2 separate regions of the Mus musculus genome follow, and region 1 is linked to region 2. Evidence: chromatin loops called from intact Hi-C (ENCODE). Cell type or tissue: heart. All regions are shown on one strand.

Region 1 (8,000 bases), 170 kb before region 2:
ACACTTAAATTATAGTCATATACTCCTTTAAAATAAATGGATGAGGGAAAGAATACAATCAAAGCATATTACATTACTAAGAGACAACAGCAAAAATAAATAAAAATATACTATTTTCAACTGCCCATCTGGTTCTCTGTCTGTCTGTCACTCCATTTAGGTACATATCTGCCAGTCTGAAAAACTGAGATACAACACATTATGAAAATCTTTCAATGGATTGTGAAATGGATCAAGTCAAGATATTTGCACAGAAGGCTTTTTTTTTCCTGGAAAGGGAGTGTTGTCTACTGAAAAGGAAGAAGGACAGAAATGAACTTGATAGATTTTGAGGTTGTCTTGCTTAATCTTCAGAGAAGTCTAACAGTGTATGTGTATTCAAATCAAATAAACCGCTTACTTCTGTAGAGATTTTTGGAAAAAGCAGGAGGGACTAGAATTGGTGTCAATGACGTCCATCACTCCCCCATTCCATAACTCTCAGATGTCCAAATAAAAACTCCATTGACATTAGGTAACATATGAGACACACGAGAGTATGTCAGGATAGGATCATTTTGAAGTTAGCCCATTTTGCTGTTAGTTCTGATAAACAGGAGCCTCAATATAAAGGCATGTTCATTCTGAAAGGGAGAGCAGTCTATTTGTCTGCGTTTGTGTGTGGTTGAGTTTATGTGCCAATTAAATCAAGTCCCTTGATTCATCATGAATGAATGTCATCTATAATGCTGCAGTATAATATTGATATGTTTTGGTTTTGTCATCAACCTGCATAATTAACACATTTTAAGACATTTTCATAAGCTCTGAAAAAGTTCTTGTGAGTTTCAAATACAAAGTCACAAACCCACACTATTTATATGCTCTCATTCATTTGTAAACAGTTTTCAGTTTTGTTAATTTTTCCTACTGATGATCTTGTTTTGTTTAGAGATTTGACACAGACCCTCGGTATGCAAAGATATGTTGTGCCTGTGAGTAAAAATCACAGTTATTGGCATTGTCTTGGGATGTTGTTTGGAGTTCTGTGAAGAAACAAGACAGACAAAGGACAGGGTACCACAAACAACATGAACTAGTTCATATGGGTCATTCACATCTAAATCAAGGGGTGAGAATCCAGTTGTGTACAGCTTCACATCTATATATGTACTAATTTAGTAACATTCTCTACTGAACACTGGACTGTGGTCATTTTATATACTCAGCATTTTTGAGAAGTTCTTTAATTTGGACCTGCAGCACCTTCACTCTGTATTCTTGCTTTTTCTTAAAACATCTTACACCTTATTCTCATGTGCCACTTTCAGACTCTAACTACATGTAGAAAGATGTTTAAATGTGAGGATGCAAGCATATTTAAATCACAGTTAGACCTGCACAACTTGAGTCCTTCCCAACAGGGAATGGTGAGCCCTTTGTTTGCCTGTGCTTTCCTCTGCAATTTACAAATAACTAGTGATGTTCTATCATTCTCTGCTTCCATACAGTGATTGCTACTCCTTTTGGTATTTCTCTCCATCTTCTGCTAGCTTGACTTTCTTGCTCCTCCTATTTTGTGTTCTACAGTGTCCTAAACTTATGACTTTCAGTTTTGGATATGGCCTTTCCTACAGAAAACCCCTACCTGGCATTTGTTACTAGAACTACAAAAACACTGCCAAAAGCTTCTAGGTACAAGGTAAACACTGAGTAAAATAAAGTATGCTCCAATAGAAATATCTTAAAAGATCGTTCAACAGCAGAAGAGACAAATGTATGATAATGGAAAGAAATATGTTTTTGTTCAATGGATAAAAATAGCATTAGCGGTCAGTAAACTCTCAACTAGCATGAGAAACCCAACTCTTCACCTTTCATACATTGGTATGTATGGGACATTCTCTGATCAAGGTTAAGAACAGTCCAAACCTGAGTATAAACATAAGTAATGTACCAGTGGCCTTCCCCCTGTAGCCTTTCGCTGCTCCCGCAGACATAAGCTTTTAACTACGTTTCCAGTAGCAGACATTAAATCCTTTAGTGTAGGTATCAGGTCTCAAACCAGAACTAAATGTGTTTGGTTACTCATAACCATCATGACACTACGTGGGATAATTTACCTAGCAAGTTAGTGTTGTAGCTTATAGATCCAGCACTGGCTGAGATCACTCTGTCTTCATGCCCTCAGTGGTCTGCATGACAGCTTCTATCATCATGAAAGCCAGGTGGTAAGAAAATGCCAGTCTGCTTTCAGGGCAAGGAAACATCAATTCTGAAATATATGCTAAAAACAGGATGAGGGAGGGGGTCAAGAAACCTGAAAGTAGTCAAAAAACAGGGGGCTATTTTGGATGCTTAAGCTGTTTTGGAAGTCTTAAATCCTCCTTGAAAAATAACTCACAGTCCACAGTCCTTTGAGTTTTTTCCCAAATATCCCAATATTTTCTAGAAGAAGTGCTGTGAGCACTTTCCAGGCACCTTGGGGAAAGCCTATTTTAAGATGTATTTTATACTAATTTACAAGGCATCTTTATTTTTTTCCTTTAGAATTCTTTCTTTTAATTACTTTTTTATTAGATATTTTCTTTATTTGCATTTCAAATGTTATCCCCTTTCCTAGTTTCCCCTCCAAAAATCCCCTATCCTCCCCCCGCCCCCGCTCCCCAACCCACCCATTCCCACTTCCTGGCCCAGGCATTCCCCTAAACTGGGGCATAGAACCAAGAGCTCTCCTCCCATTGATGACTGACTAGACCATCCTCTGCTACATACGCAGTTAGAGCTACCAATTTCTCTTTGGGTTTTCTTTGATTTGGTGGTTTAGCCTCAGGGAGCTCTTGGGTTACTGGTTAGTTCATATTGTTGTTCCTCCTAGGGGGCAGCAAACTTATTCAGCTCCTTGGGTACTTTCTCTAGCTCCTTCACTAGGGACCCTGTGCTCCATCTAATGGATGACTGTGAGCATCGAGTTCTGTATTAGTCAGGCACTGGCAGAGTCTCTCAGGAGACAGCTATATCAGTCTCCTGTCAGCAAGCTCTTGTTGGCATCTGCAATAGGGCTGTGTTTGGTGGGTATTTATGGGATGGATCCCTGGGGGTGGGGGGCAGTCTCTGGATTGTCAGTCCTTCAGTCTCTGCTCCAAACTTTGTCTCTCTAACTCCTTCCATGGGTATTTTGTTTCTCCTACTAAGAAGGATCAAAGTGTCCACACTTTGGTCTTTCTTCTTCTTGAGTTTCATGTGTTTTACATATTGTATCTTAGGTATTCTGAGCTTCTGGGCTAATAGCCACTTATCAGTTTGTGCATATCATGTGTGATCTTTGGTGATTGGGTAACCTCACTTAGAATGACATCCTCCAGATCCATCCATTTGTCTAAGAATTCATGAATTCATTGTTTTTAGTAGCTGAGTAGTACTCCATTGTGTAAATGTACCACATTTTATGCATCCATTCCTCTGTTGAGGGACATCTGGGTTCTTTCCAGCTTCTGGCTATTATAAATAAGGCTGCTATGAACATAGTGGAGCATGTGTCCTTATTACAAGTTGGAGCATCATCTGGGTATATGCCCAGGAGTGGTATTTCTGGATCTTCTGGTAGAACTATGTCCAATTATCTGAGGAATCGCCAAACTGATTTCCAGAGTGATTGCACCAGCTTTCAATCCCACCAGCAATGGAGGAGTGTTCCTCTTTCTCCACATCCTTGCCAGATTCTGCTGTCACCTGAGTTTTGATCTTAGCCATTTTGACTGGTGTGAATGAGGTGGAATCTCAGGGTTGTTTTGATTTGCATTTCCCTGATGACTAAGAATGTTGATCATTTTTAAGGTGCTTCTCAGCCATTTGGTATACCTCAGTTGAGAATTCTTTGTTTAGCTCTGTACCCCATTTTTAATAGGGTTAGTTTTCTGAAAACCAACTTCTTGAGTTCTTGATATATATTGGATAGTAGCCTCCTATCGGATTTAAGATTGGTAAAGATCTTTCCCCAATCTGTTGGTTGCCATTTTGTCATATTGACAGTGTCTTTTGCCTTAGAGAAACTTTGCAATTTTATGAGGTCACATTTGTCGATTCTTGATGTTACAGCACAGGCCATTGCTGTTCTCTTCAGGAATTTTTCCTCTGTGCCCATATCTTTGAGGCTCTTACCCATTTTCTTCTCTATTAGTTTCAGTGTCTCTGGCTTCGTGTGGAGTTCCTTGGTCCACTTAGAATGACAAGTGTCAAGTGACTTTTTAAAAGGACATTCTTAAAATTTCCAAAAGAAGTCCTTGTAGTAATACATTGTAGCCACTAGGTGTCAGAGTCTCCCCTTCAACCCTTGATGACTTGTCCAGGAGGAAACATCTGGTTAGTGTGAGAAAGGCTGTAAACAGGCTCTCACACAGAATTTATTCAAATCCATAACTGGGTGTGGTGGTGTAGACCTGTAATCCCAGCACAGGAGGTGGCACAACAAAGGCTTCCACACATGCTCACCCTCAGCTACTGGCCCTGGGTCAGTAATATAAATATACAATATAAATCTGGGAAAAGAGATTAAAAAGTCCTTCTAAAACTTGTTAGTACTAATTCTGATTTTTCTCAGACCCGTTTCCTTCCTGAGCTGGAAGATGCTCCAATGGGTCTTAAGGCACCAAGCTTAACAACCTGAGTCTGAGCTCCTGGACTCAGATCAAAGAAAAGAAAGAAAGAAAAAGAGGGAGAAGGGGGAGGGAGAGAGAGAGAGAGAGAGAGAGAGAGAGAGAGAGAGAGAGAGAGCTGGAGAATGAGGAGGAACACTGTGAAATTTGTCTTCTGGAAATGATATGGCCTTTGCATGTGTGAACATAGCAGCTAGTGTTATCTGAACAAGACCTGTGTTAAGGTTTGGTCTGTTGCTATGTATTGCCATGTTAAATACTAGTGCCCAAGGATTGGTTGCCCCCAGGGACAAGGAAATCCTCCTACACACCAAGTGATGCTATTAAACTTAATTTTAAAATAATGATGCCTAAGCTGGGCAGAGGAGAGGTAGGTGGAGTCTTGGTTCCTGAGTTTGGGGTTGAAGGTAGGACCATGAGAGAGAAGAAAGAGAGGGTGGAGAGAGGAGAAGTGGTCATGAGGTGAGGAGTCATGAGAACTGGTTATGAAGGCTGGCCAGTCAGAGTAAGGGTGGCCCAGGCAAACATGGTAAGTCATATCTCAGGGTCACTGACAGGGAAGGGGGCAAAGTAGCTTAGAGGGTTGATCTCCACCCAGCTCTAATGCTGCCCAAGGCTTATCATACATATGAAGGTTTTGTGTCTTTTATCTGGGAACTGAATGATCTAAAACAGGATAGAAACCCTCATAAATACTTACTACAAAAGACCTGCACAAAATCAAGTCACCAGACATTCCAGAATAGATGCTCCAACAACAAATTCTCATTGGTTTGAGATGTGGCCCTAAAACACAGGCACCAGACAAACTCAACCACAGATCTCCTATCCACAAGCTTCTGGTTTCCTCCCACTCTTGATCACTGCCTACCTCTTGAAACACACACACACACACACACACACACACACACACATACACACACACACACACACACACACTTTTTTAAAAAAAGAAACGGAATTGGCAAGATGACTCAGCAAGTAAAATATCTTGCCACACAAGCCTGGTGACCTAAGTTTGATCTCTAGAACTCACTGTGGAAGGAGTGAAATGAATCCTAAATACTCTCCTCTGACACACACATGCATGCACGCACGCGCAGACACACACACACACACACACACACACACACACACACACACACACATTCACATACGCTATGCTGGTATTACAGGCATACATCGACATGCACAGGTGCTTTTTAAAGATTTAACAGGTTTTATTTTCAAGAGTAGTTTTTGGTTCACAGCAAACTTGAATGGAAGGTAGTTTCTGTATCTTTCTATATCTTTCTGTGCTGCTGAGGGCGGACGTTTTCTGAAGAAGTTGCATGAGCATTAACAGTCCCAGAGACATGTTGATTTTGGCTATGGGGGAATAGTATGACTGGGGGGACATAGACACACTGGGTCCAAAGCCAAAAGTACCTTCACTTGGACTATCATTAGCTCGCCATTCTTCCTGGCCTTGAATGTAGTATACGGATAAGGATAAGTGTGGACTCTGAATTGTCCTGTCTCCACCTCTGGTGTTCTGGGATTGCAGGCACATGCCTTGTTTATGTGGTATTGGGGCTCGAACTCAGGTTGAACCGGGTGCCTTTTGTATGCTAGACAAGCACTCTATCAGTTGAGTTAATGCCCTCGCCCCCCAGAACCTTCTTTATAGTCATTTATTATCAACCTTTATTTCTCACCTAACATTTTCTTGACCTTGAGATAAAACTCTATTGCAGAACTCAGGAGCTGAAGGCAGGACAAAAAGCTCCAGACTACTCCAGAGCCCCCATCGCAAACGACCAAAAAGCTCTTGGAATGTACCGCTAAGCTGTACACAGCTCTAGTGTCTATCAATCCTAAACTAAGAATGTTGGGATGACAACCTCAGTGTATGGTCATACCCACCTGAATTGATCAGATCTCTTCAGAATTATCACCTCAAAAGACTGGGGTGGGAAATGGGTTGACCAGATGGATAGATGACCCCATAGAGTCATGATTTGCATGAGGACATGGTTTTAATATCCGGAAGTCACATCAAAATGCCAATCAGGGTATGCACTTGTCACCCCAGTACTGAAAAGATGAGGATAGGACCCCAGGGATGCTGGCCAGACAGACTAGCATAATTAGTATGTCATGAGATGCAAGCTCAAAGGACATAGATGGCATTACTGAAGATGAAACCCAAGGGTATCCGTCAGCCTCTTTGTATACTCATGTGTACCCACACAGGAAGACACATAGGTGCATGCACAGATGCATATTAATAAATTAAACTTCAGGGCTAGAAATATGTCTCAGCAGGGTTATAGCTCAGTGGTAGTGTCTCCTGGACAATGACAGGTCCTAAGTTGGATCCCTAGTGCTCCAAAGTCATTACTGGGTGAATTGGCCTGCGATCCCAGAATATGGGAGTCAGAGCTGGTAGGATCACAAGTTTTCAGCCAGCCTGGTCTACATAGTGAGTTTCTGGCAAGCTTGAACTACAAAGAGACATGCCTTTTTAATTACATTTAAAATTTTTATTTTAATTATGTCTCTATGTGTTTCCGCAGGAGTAGGGGCTGGGGAAGTATGTGCGTGTATGTGCGTTATGTTTTCAGAGAGCCCAGAAGACAGCATTGGGTCTCCTGGAACTGGAGCCAATGGCAGGTTTAAGCTGTCTGGCATGGGTGCTGGGAACCATTGGATTCTTTACAAGAACAGAATTCACCTTTTGCTGCTAAGCCATCTTGCTAGCCCCAAGAAATATCTATAGATTCTCTCCCTTGCCGAAGCCACTCAATACGAATGCTTTGTGTATATGTTCAACACATTTCTTCGTTACTTTCTGTCCTGTGACTATAAAAGTTTACAAATTCTCTCCCATAGAAGGACATGTCATTCAGGGCTTGAGACTGTTCTACGGCCATGGCCACTCATATTTGACTCAGAATCAACTATTTTCTCTTTCTATTGGAACAAAGTACTTCTCTGTAGCTGAGGCTGCCACTGGGTTTGCTATCCGGTTTCCCTGAGTTCTGAGAGTCCAAGGATGTGCCACCATGCCTAATTTAGAATAAACTATCTTATTTCCTTGTAGTAGAGTTGGAACCTTATGTGGACACTCCCCACCCAGCCACCCCTGGTACTGGCACCCGGAACCAATGTGGTACGTTTATTACCAACAATGAAGCTGCATCTAAGGCTCTTGCATGACAATGAACCTGATAATTAGCACACAGTGTGCATGCTTTACATTATGAGTCAGCATTGGTGTAAATTCTGTAGGTTCTGACGTGTGCGATGGTATGTGTCCACCAGTCCAGTTGCTTAAAGAATAGATGATGCTCAAAGTGCACACTGGAGATTTTGGACTGGTTT
Region 2 (8,000 bases):
AGCCTCGTACCTGCTAGGCAACCAGGCTACTTCCTCACCCCCAGCTAGCACAATGCCTTTGAAAATTTACCATGCCCTGGGGTGTCAAAAGCGTCTCTCTTTATTGTCAACTACTCATCTATTGCCTACATATACCAAGATCTAAAATGTTTCCAGTTTGAGCCTCTACGGAATGAAGTTGTTATAAAAGTGCTAGTACGGGTAGGGGGTGTAAGAGGTAGTCAAGTTGAAGGGCAAGCAACTGGCTTTATAAAAAAGCAACTACAACTAAGATTGAGCGTTGGGGGTGGGGATGCTTATACTGAATAGAGGACGGCTGGCTGACCAGGCTTCTTTGCAGTATGGGAAAATGGATTGCAACATTACTGTGCAGGGCACAGAGATACATACTCTAGTTGTTTAATTTTGACAGGGACTGGAATTGAGCCCATAGACTCAGGCTCATTTTCCTGTCTACTTTTTCAGGGCATGCTTGATGGCCTGTCCAGGCAATGGAAACAAAGGGCTCTATTTTCAGAGTCAGAAGGTCTGTCCAGCTGCGCAGCTTTGGACAGGGATACGTAATCTTGGCTTATGGATATAACAAACTGCAAGGGCTGTTGGAAAGATGACTATGTAAATCATTTTGTGGGTGTCTAGTACCTAAGCAGGACTCAATGGGCAGATATTTCCATTGAAAACATGTAATAGCCAAAATCGCTTCAGTCACAGGAGCTCTGGGTGGCTAGGTTTTTTTTTTTTTTTTTTAATCTTTGTCACAGTTCTCTGGTTCTTAGCAGCACTTCAGCCTGAGCTTCTCAGCGCTTTCCCTGGAGCTCTGACTGCTGGTGTGCGCCTGTGTAGCCTGGGGTTTGTTTCTCTGGAGCCACTAGCGTTCAAATGTTCCCTCTGCACCCACATGTCCTCTGTGATGGACTAGAAAGGGCACTAATTGGAACTGGAAGGCATGGGTTTGAAGGCGGACTTTATCGCCCCGCCTCCAGCACGTCTTGTTTTGGTCTCGGCCTTTGGTAGGTAACACATTACCTCACTAGGTTGCAGCAAGGTTACACTACCAGGTCTGTCTCAACAGATGCCTGTTGACTCTGTGGATCCCAAGCACTTCTTACCCAGGCATTTTACATTTCCCACAAACTCCGGACTCCCTCGACTGCTTTTGTAGCTCAGATGGGGGTGGGGACGCTTATCTGCGTTAAGACTGAATCTGGAATCCCTAAGTGGTGAGTCAGTACCGTCCTGAACAAACGCTCACCCTTTAGGAAAGGTGGGGCTGTTTTCTGCCTCGTCGGGGCTTAGACTCTCTTACCTGGGTCTTGAGTTTAAGGGTTGGCTCTTAAGGGATCGTAGGGGACCACGGGGAGTCGAGCTGATCCCGCATACACGCTGCCCTGAAGGGTTGCTCTCGACTTCCTTTCCAGCCCTGCAACCCCTTACCCACTCCTCCTAGTCACAGACCAGGGGGCTGCACGCTGGCTGCTGGCTGCAAGGACTTGCAACACCTGGTGCTGGCTGCAGCCCTCCGGGCAGCTGTCTGCTAGGCTGGCCTGCCGCCTGCCCCTGCCCCTCAGCCGGGCACTTAGGGACTATCCCCGGTGAAGCCTAGGGGTGAGTTGGGAAGAGGCGGGACAGCGCTCCGCCGCGCGCGCAGTTTAAACGCGGGCACGTGGGCCTCATTGGTGAGCGCCTTGCGGTTGGGCGGGGCCAGGTGCTGCATTCCTGCACCTTTGCTGAAGGCTAGACCCAGGTGTTCGTAAGGTTGTCCAGAGGGCCACTAGGAATTTTTCCTTGAGCCATTCACAACGCCCCCCCTCCCAGTAAATAAAGGGAGTTGTTTCTGTAAAACAAACAAACAAACAAACAAAAAAAAAAAAACCCAAAAACTCCCTAAGGTACTTGGGGGGCGAACCGCGGACCCTGAAATCATGCCTGGTTGCTTTAAATTTGCATTTTTACTAAGGAAAGAAGTAAAAGCAGAAGCCCCTACTACATGCGTATAATAATTGGACGTTCCGGGTTAAGAACACTTATAACGAAATGCTGTTGTAAGTAGTGTAGCTTCAAAAATGTGTTTAAGGAAACAAAATTTAAGGCTGGAGAGATGACTCAGCCATTAAGGCTAGGCTCACAACCGAAAATACAAGAAAAAGAAATTTAGCCACACAGGTATGGTGGTGCATGCTTTTAACCCCACCTTTCAGTGAGTAGAAGCAGGCGGATCTTTGTGAATTCAAGGCCAGCCTGGTCTACATGATGAGTTCTAGGACAGCAAGAGTTACATAATGAGACCCTATCTATCTATCTATCTATCTATCTATCTATCTATCTATCTATCTATCTATCTATCTATCTATCATCTCTGTCTAGTTTTTAAAGTGAATTTTGTTGGAGCATAACAAAGACCAGATAGTCGCGTGCTGCCACACCTGGCTGTACCTATTCATTGTCAAACACACCTGGTCCATTGCCAAGGTGGTTCGCAGTAGCTTTGTAACCTACCAAAGCAGAACAAAACGGATTCTCAAGTTTTCTCTCCCCATTTCTTTTCATTTTCCAGTCCAGAGCACAACCACCAGAAGACACCAGAAGGAAGCCAGTGTTGGAAAAACTTGGCACTCTTTTTACGGCTGGAAGGAGAAGGAACACCAGGAACGGATTAGAGAGTCCCACCAACTCAAATAGCAAATCGGCCTCTGCTAAAGTCCCAAAAACAGGGAGTGAGAAAACTAAGGCTCAGGACAACCAACTAAAGGCAACCGACGCTGGCGAGGCGGGCCCCAGGCAGGAGGCTGAGGGCCAGCCCGTTGAGAGCTGTGTTCAGGCAACCCCCTGCGACGCCGAACAGTCACCTTGCTCCAGCATCAATGTAGGGGTTGTGCAGCAGTGCCACAGCAATGATTCAGCCCAATTAGAACCTCTACAGGCAGAGGGAGAGACTTTCCCAGATGCCACCACCGCTGCCAAAGAGCTGCTGCATTCCTCACCAGGGAATCGCTCCAGGCAGGAGAGCGCAGAGACGCCCGCCCGCAGTCCGGGGGAGGAAGCGTTGCCTGGCGCTGGCCTCCAACCAGAGACAGCGAGAGGTGTGTCGGGGTCGCCGCCAGAGGAGCACCTCGTGGGAGGAGTAGGAGAGGCCCCCGACGGAGCCCCCGGCGTGGGTGCCGAAGCGGGCTCTCTGGGGGCCCCGGGGGACGCGGTTCCTCCAGGTGAGCCTCCCGCCCAGGACGCAGAGACCAGCCGCACAGCCGGGTCGGTCGACCGCGCGCATCCCACCAAAGTGCTAACGTTGGACATCTACTTGAGCAAAACTGAGGTGGCTCAGGTGGACGAGCCGGCCTCGATTGCTCCGGGGACAGACGACTGCGAGGATTCGGACGACATGGAAAAGAGGTCAAGCGGCCGCCGGTCTGGTCGGCGGAGGAAGTCGCAGAAATCCACCGACTCCCCGGGTGCGGATGCGGTGGCTCCCGAGAGTGCGGCCAAGGACGAGGCGGTGTTCGACGACGAGGTGGCGCCAGACGCTGCGGCTGAGAACTGCTTGGCGGAAAGGAAAGTGAAATCGGTACAAGCGGTTCCCGACGGAGGCGCAGCCCCGGTCGCCTGCCCGGAGCCAAAGGCCAGCTCCTGCCCCAGAGGGCAACCCCGAGGGGAACCGGACCGCAGCAAGCCCCTGTCGCCCACCAAGCGGAAGGGTCGCAGCCGTGTCCCCGAGGCGGTGCCCAGCTCGCCCGGCAGTGGCTCGCGCGCTCCCGCCAAGGAGTCCCCACCCAAGAGGGCGCCCGCTGCGGCGGACAGCGGCGAGGAGGCGGGCCGCGTCGTCCCGCGCGAGCTCACCGTCAAAAGCAGCTCGTTGCTGCCCGAGATCAAGCCAGAGCACAAGAGGGGTCCTCTGCCCCACCACTTTGATAGCCGGGGCGACGGGGGTCGCAGCAGGGGAACAGGAGCGTCCGACGCCGACGGCCTGAAGCCCAGGAACCAGTTCGGTGTGGGCAGGTCTACTGTGACCACCAAAGTGACCCTGTAAGTAGCTGCGGAGTCAGTTTGAGCAGGGGGCTGTTTAGGGTTGTATGGTTGGTCTGTAACCTGTATATTTTTTTTTTTCCTGTGAAAACTTCAAAGAGAGAAAGAACTGTTTGTAGAACTAAGGCTTGGGGTGTGACACATTTGGCAGCCTCCGCCGCTAATTCCTGCTTTAAGAACTAAGTTAAATGAATGCGAAAATAGGATCTATCCCTTGAGGCACTGTGTTTACCTAAACAGCAGAGATAAGACTTAATGGCTTGATAGAGCCAATTATATTCTTTATCCAAAGTGTACAGGGGTATTTCAGGAGCCAGCAGTATTTTGAGTGTGGCCCAGTGGCATTGACAGGAAAGACTTTTAAGAGAACTTTATTATAGGGTTAGTACATTGTTGTCCTAAAGCAAGCATTAAGGACATCTCTAATAATCCCCCCCGCCCCCCCCAACCCCCCGTCGGTGATCTAGTAAGCACTTTTGTTTCTGAGCTGGAAATGACTTTTCTCTTATTGAGATGATCGGCGTTGTTACTGAAAATTTCCTAAGTGAAAGGACACAAAACAACAGACTGTACCTACTCGCTTGCAAGTTTAGCAATTTCGCAAGTATCTACTAAGTGCCCTTTGTTCTGTGTGCTGTGGGGGGAGATGAGCCATACCTGTGATGCAGCCTGTTGCCCTCACCATTTAAGTCCCCCTTGTGGCAGCAAGGAGCATACAAATCAAATTAAAAGGGCCGGGTGGATTTTGCCATTGTAAAGGTTCTGGAAGTACAGGACAAGAAGTCACCGGTTTCCTGGAGGAGCCTGGGCTTGTGGTTTGATGGTAACTGATTTGTGTGGCTAGGAAGCCCAGGAGGGCTCTCTGTAGAACTGAGCTCAGGCCGTGACTCTTCCCAGCAGGTGGAAATAATTAAGTTCTCAAATTCTTCCTATTTTTGATTCACAAACTGATCAAAAAGGCCCATCATTTGCAGCATTATCATTTTTGAACTAAATGGTTTCATTCTATTTGATGTCCTAAAAAGACGTAAGGTTTGAAACAGGTCTGTCTGGAAGCTAGGAGGAAAATGTGCTTAATGAATAAGGTTGAACTGTCTCACCAGCTGGCAGCCTGGAGACCTTTGACATAATCAGCTATTTATTCTGTAACGGTAGCGTCAGGAAAATTTCCCCACTGAATGATGCCCATTATTTGTGGAAGACGAGTGTGACGGAACACAGAAACCTGCTAAGCCTAGCTAGGAGAAACGCTGCAGGACTAAATCCAGGCTGGCCGCTCCACCTGTCATCCAATCAGAAGGCACCAGTGGAAAAACCAGAAATGTTACACTGTTAAGGGATCAGTAAACAAGTTCTGGAAGGGATCTTACAATGGAACTCTTCTTTGGGTCTGCATCCTACCAGAACTGAGCCAAGTGTCTTTTTTTCTCACTACCGGTCACTTCTTTTTAAACCGTTTTCCTCACCACCCGTCTTTTTAAATTTTCTTTTGAACTGGCAAACTAATGAAGTGGAAAATTAAGAATTTTATCTAGTTCTTTGGCCTATTTCTGTCAATCTGACAGAGGCTTTCAGACCTTTAGTCCTGTTATGGCTGGATTTTTAGAAAGATATTAACTGATTGTAGTTTGGTGTGGTGTGGTTTGGTTTGGTTTGTTTGGTTTGTTGGTTTTGGTTTGGTTGGTTTGTTGGCTGGTTGGTTGGTTGGCTGGCTGGTTAGTTGGTTTGTTTGGTTGGTTGGTTGGCTGGATTTTTTTGATGGGCTCACCTTGTAGCCCAGGATGGCTCCTAACTCACTGTTTAGCCAAGGCTGGCCTGAAACTCAAGGCTTTTCTCTCCCAAATGACAGGATTGAGATCTGAGCCTGGTTTGGGAAAGAAAAATTAAAATAAGATTGTATCACCTAAAAAACAATGACTTAATCCTGTTCAAAGACTGATTTCTGCACGTTCTCTCCCAAACACTGAGATTCGAAGAGGGATGTGTTTAAGGCAGGGAGGCACTTCCTTTTACAGTGTAGCTGTGGCTTTTTTCACTCCCTCTCACCTCATAATGAAGGCATTACAACATGCATTAGAGGAGCCTGCCTTTTAATCAGCCCCAACTGGGTTAATTGCAGTGACTCTTGGTAACACAAGTTAATGGTAGAGAGTTGGGTTGTAAAAGGTATTTTGATCTGGTGTAAATCTTTAATGAGCAGATGTGCTTCCCATGGGGAGCCGGGGGCTCACCTGGACATTCTCCTTGCACATCCCAAGATGTACTTTGATGTCTACTTCGGTGATGCTCTCTTCCTGTGCTGACTGGTCCGCTCTTTCTTTTTTTAAGATTCCTCAGATTGTCACCTTTGCTCATTAATTAATTAACACAGCAATAATTAATTAACACAGCATTTGCAAACACTGTGTTTCTGATGGACCTGATATCTCACTGAACACCCCCATCTCCCATCCCCCATCCCCTCCACGTTCAACACACACACACACACACACCATTGATAAGGAAAGCGGCTGCGGGGCTCCAGGCCCGTCTAGTCTGACCACATACTGTAATGTGGCTTCTGAGACATGAGCTCCTGCTTCAAACCCAGGCCTTGTCACCAGCTAGGTGACCTCAGAGGAGTCACCTACCTTCTCTAGGTCTCAGCTTTCTCTCTTTAGAAAAGAACAGGCAAGTTGTACATTGGGTAAACCAAATTAAATAACTTCCCAAGTGCTTGGCAAACGGTGGTTTTCATTTGGCTACAAACTGACAAGCTCCTCTGCCTGCCCTGAGGAATGTTTATATAAAATGGTTCATAAAACAAAAAAGTGGGAGTGGCTCTGTCTGAAAGCAGCCATGGGGAGCCTTCTGGTCCTGTAGCCTCTGTTAGCCCTCAGTGTAACCCCTTAAGGGGACTTCCAAAATTCCCTTAACCATAAGTTTTGTGTGAAATAAAAACTAATTCTGTTCTAAATTATGTAGGGGTTTTGTTTTGTATTACCTTTTAAGTTACAGATACAAAAGAGAGCAATGGGCCAGATATGTGAAATGCCTTGGCTAAATTCACACAGATATTAGTGTGAGAGCCAGGACTGAGGCCAAGGCAGGCAAATGCCAACACAACACATTCTGCTATTGTGAAAGAACACATTGTGTACACTAAAGACATTATTCCCAGTAATAAGTAATTAGACCTAAGAAATGTGAATGAGCTGGGAGACTCTGCCCTAGACACATTAACAAAGTCAGTTAACAAATTATGGTATAGCCGTATGGTTAAAAAATTTGCTTCTACTAATGTTTGTGTAAAATTCCAAGGAAGTCAGTCTTAGGACCCTGGAAGTTATAATGTTAACTCATCCTTTTGTCTTAGCAAAAGGCAAGCAGCCAAGCAAGCCCTATGAACACTGCCATTTTCATTCTAGTAAAATATTTATGCATATGAAACCACTGGGAATAAGGCAGAATGCTGATGAGCAGCAGGTTTAGGAAAGATTTAAAAACACTTTCCATGTTCAGAGGGACAGCTCAGTGGATACAGTGTGAGGACCTGAGACCCATAGAAAAGGTGGTCATGGGAATGAGTGTCTCTAATCCCAGCATTCCCGTAGTGAGATGGAAGATGGAGCCAAGAAAAGCTTGGCAGCTCCCAGACCTGACAACTTGGGTGTGCAGTGCTGAACATCGAGAGACTGTCTCAGCAAAGTCGAACCTTGACACCCATGGTTGTCCTCTGACTTCACACATGCATGCATGCATGCATAAATACATACTGCGCATTTAAAATATGGGAAGGCATTAAGTATTTAAATTTGTTCCTTATACCTTGTAATGTCTGCCAGTTCAGTGCCACTCACTGTGAATGAATATGAATACTTGGTAAATTAATAGTTTCTTAGATTTATAGTCTCATCTGTCATATGTAGGTAAGATACTTTATATTAAAAATATGTGCTAGTGTTTGTAGGATTGTTTAGGAAGTTTCATGGGAAAGCAGATAC

The links. Hi-C counts contacts between places; a loop is a spot of excess contacts. Peaks named below come from ENCODE experiments on the same cell type or tissue, not always from the same donor. Only the 100,000 strongest peaks of a DNase experiment are listed, where the experiment ranks them.
Region 1: it touches region 2 in a loop (10-fold over the local background); 1 of 42 quality-filtered maps calls a loop at or near these places.

What each region holds. Positions count from the first base shown.
Region 1 is chr10:44,173,912-44,181,911 of GRCm38, reverse strand. It overlaps the pseudogene Speer5-ps1. Among named protein-coding and RNA genes, the nearest start is that of Crybg1, 29 kb to the right of the region's middle. In heart, a CTCF peak has its summit at 4,279 (motif pointing right); no DNase peak of the experiment used is centred here.
Region 2 is chr10:43,999,445-44,007,444 of GRCm38, reverse strand. It overlaps Crybg1 (crystallin beta-gamma domain containing 1), which reads left to right. Exons shown (of 22, transcript NM_001368305.1): 3 at 2,555-4,017. Among named protein-coding and RNA genes, the nearest start is that of Gm40636, 35 kb to the right of the region's middle. In heart, CTCF peaks have their summits at 3,508 and 4,708 (motif pointing left); DNase peaks (open chromatin) are centred at 1,564, 3,174 and 3,524; H3K4me3 peaks cover 2,459 bases; H3K27ac peaks cover 886 bases; H3K27me3 peaks cover 7,160 bases.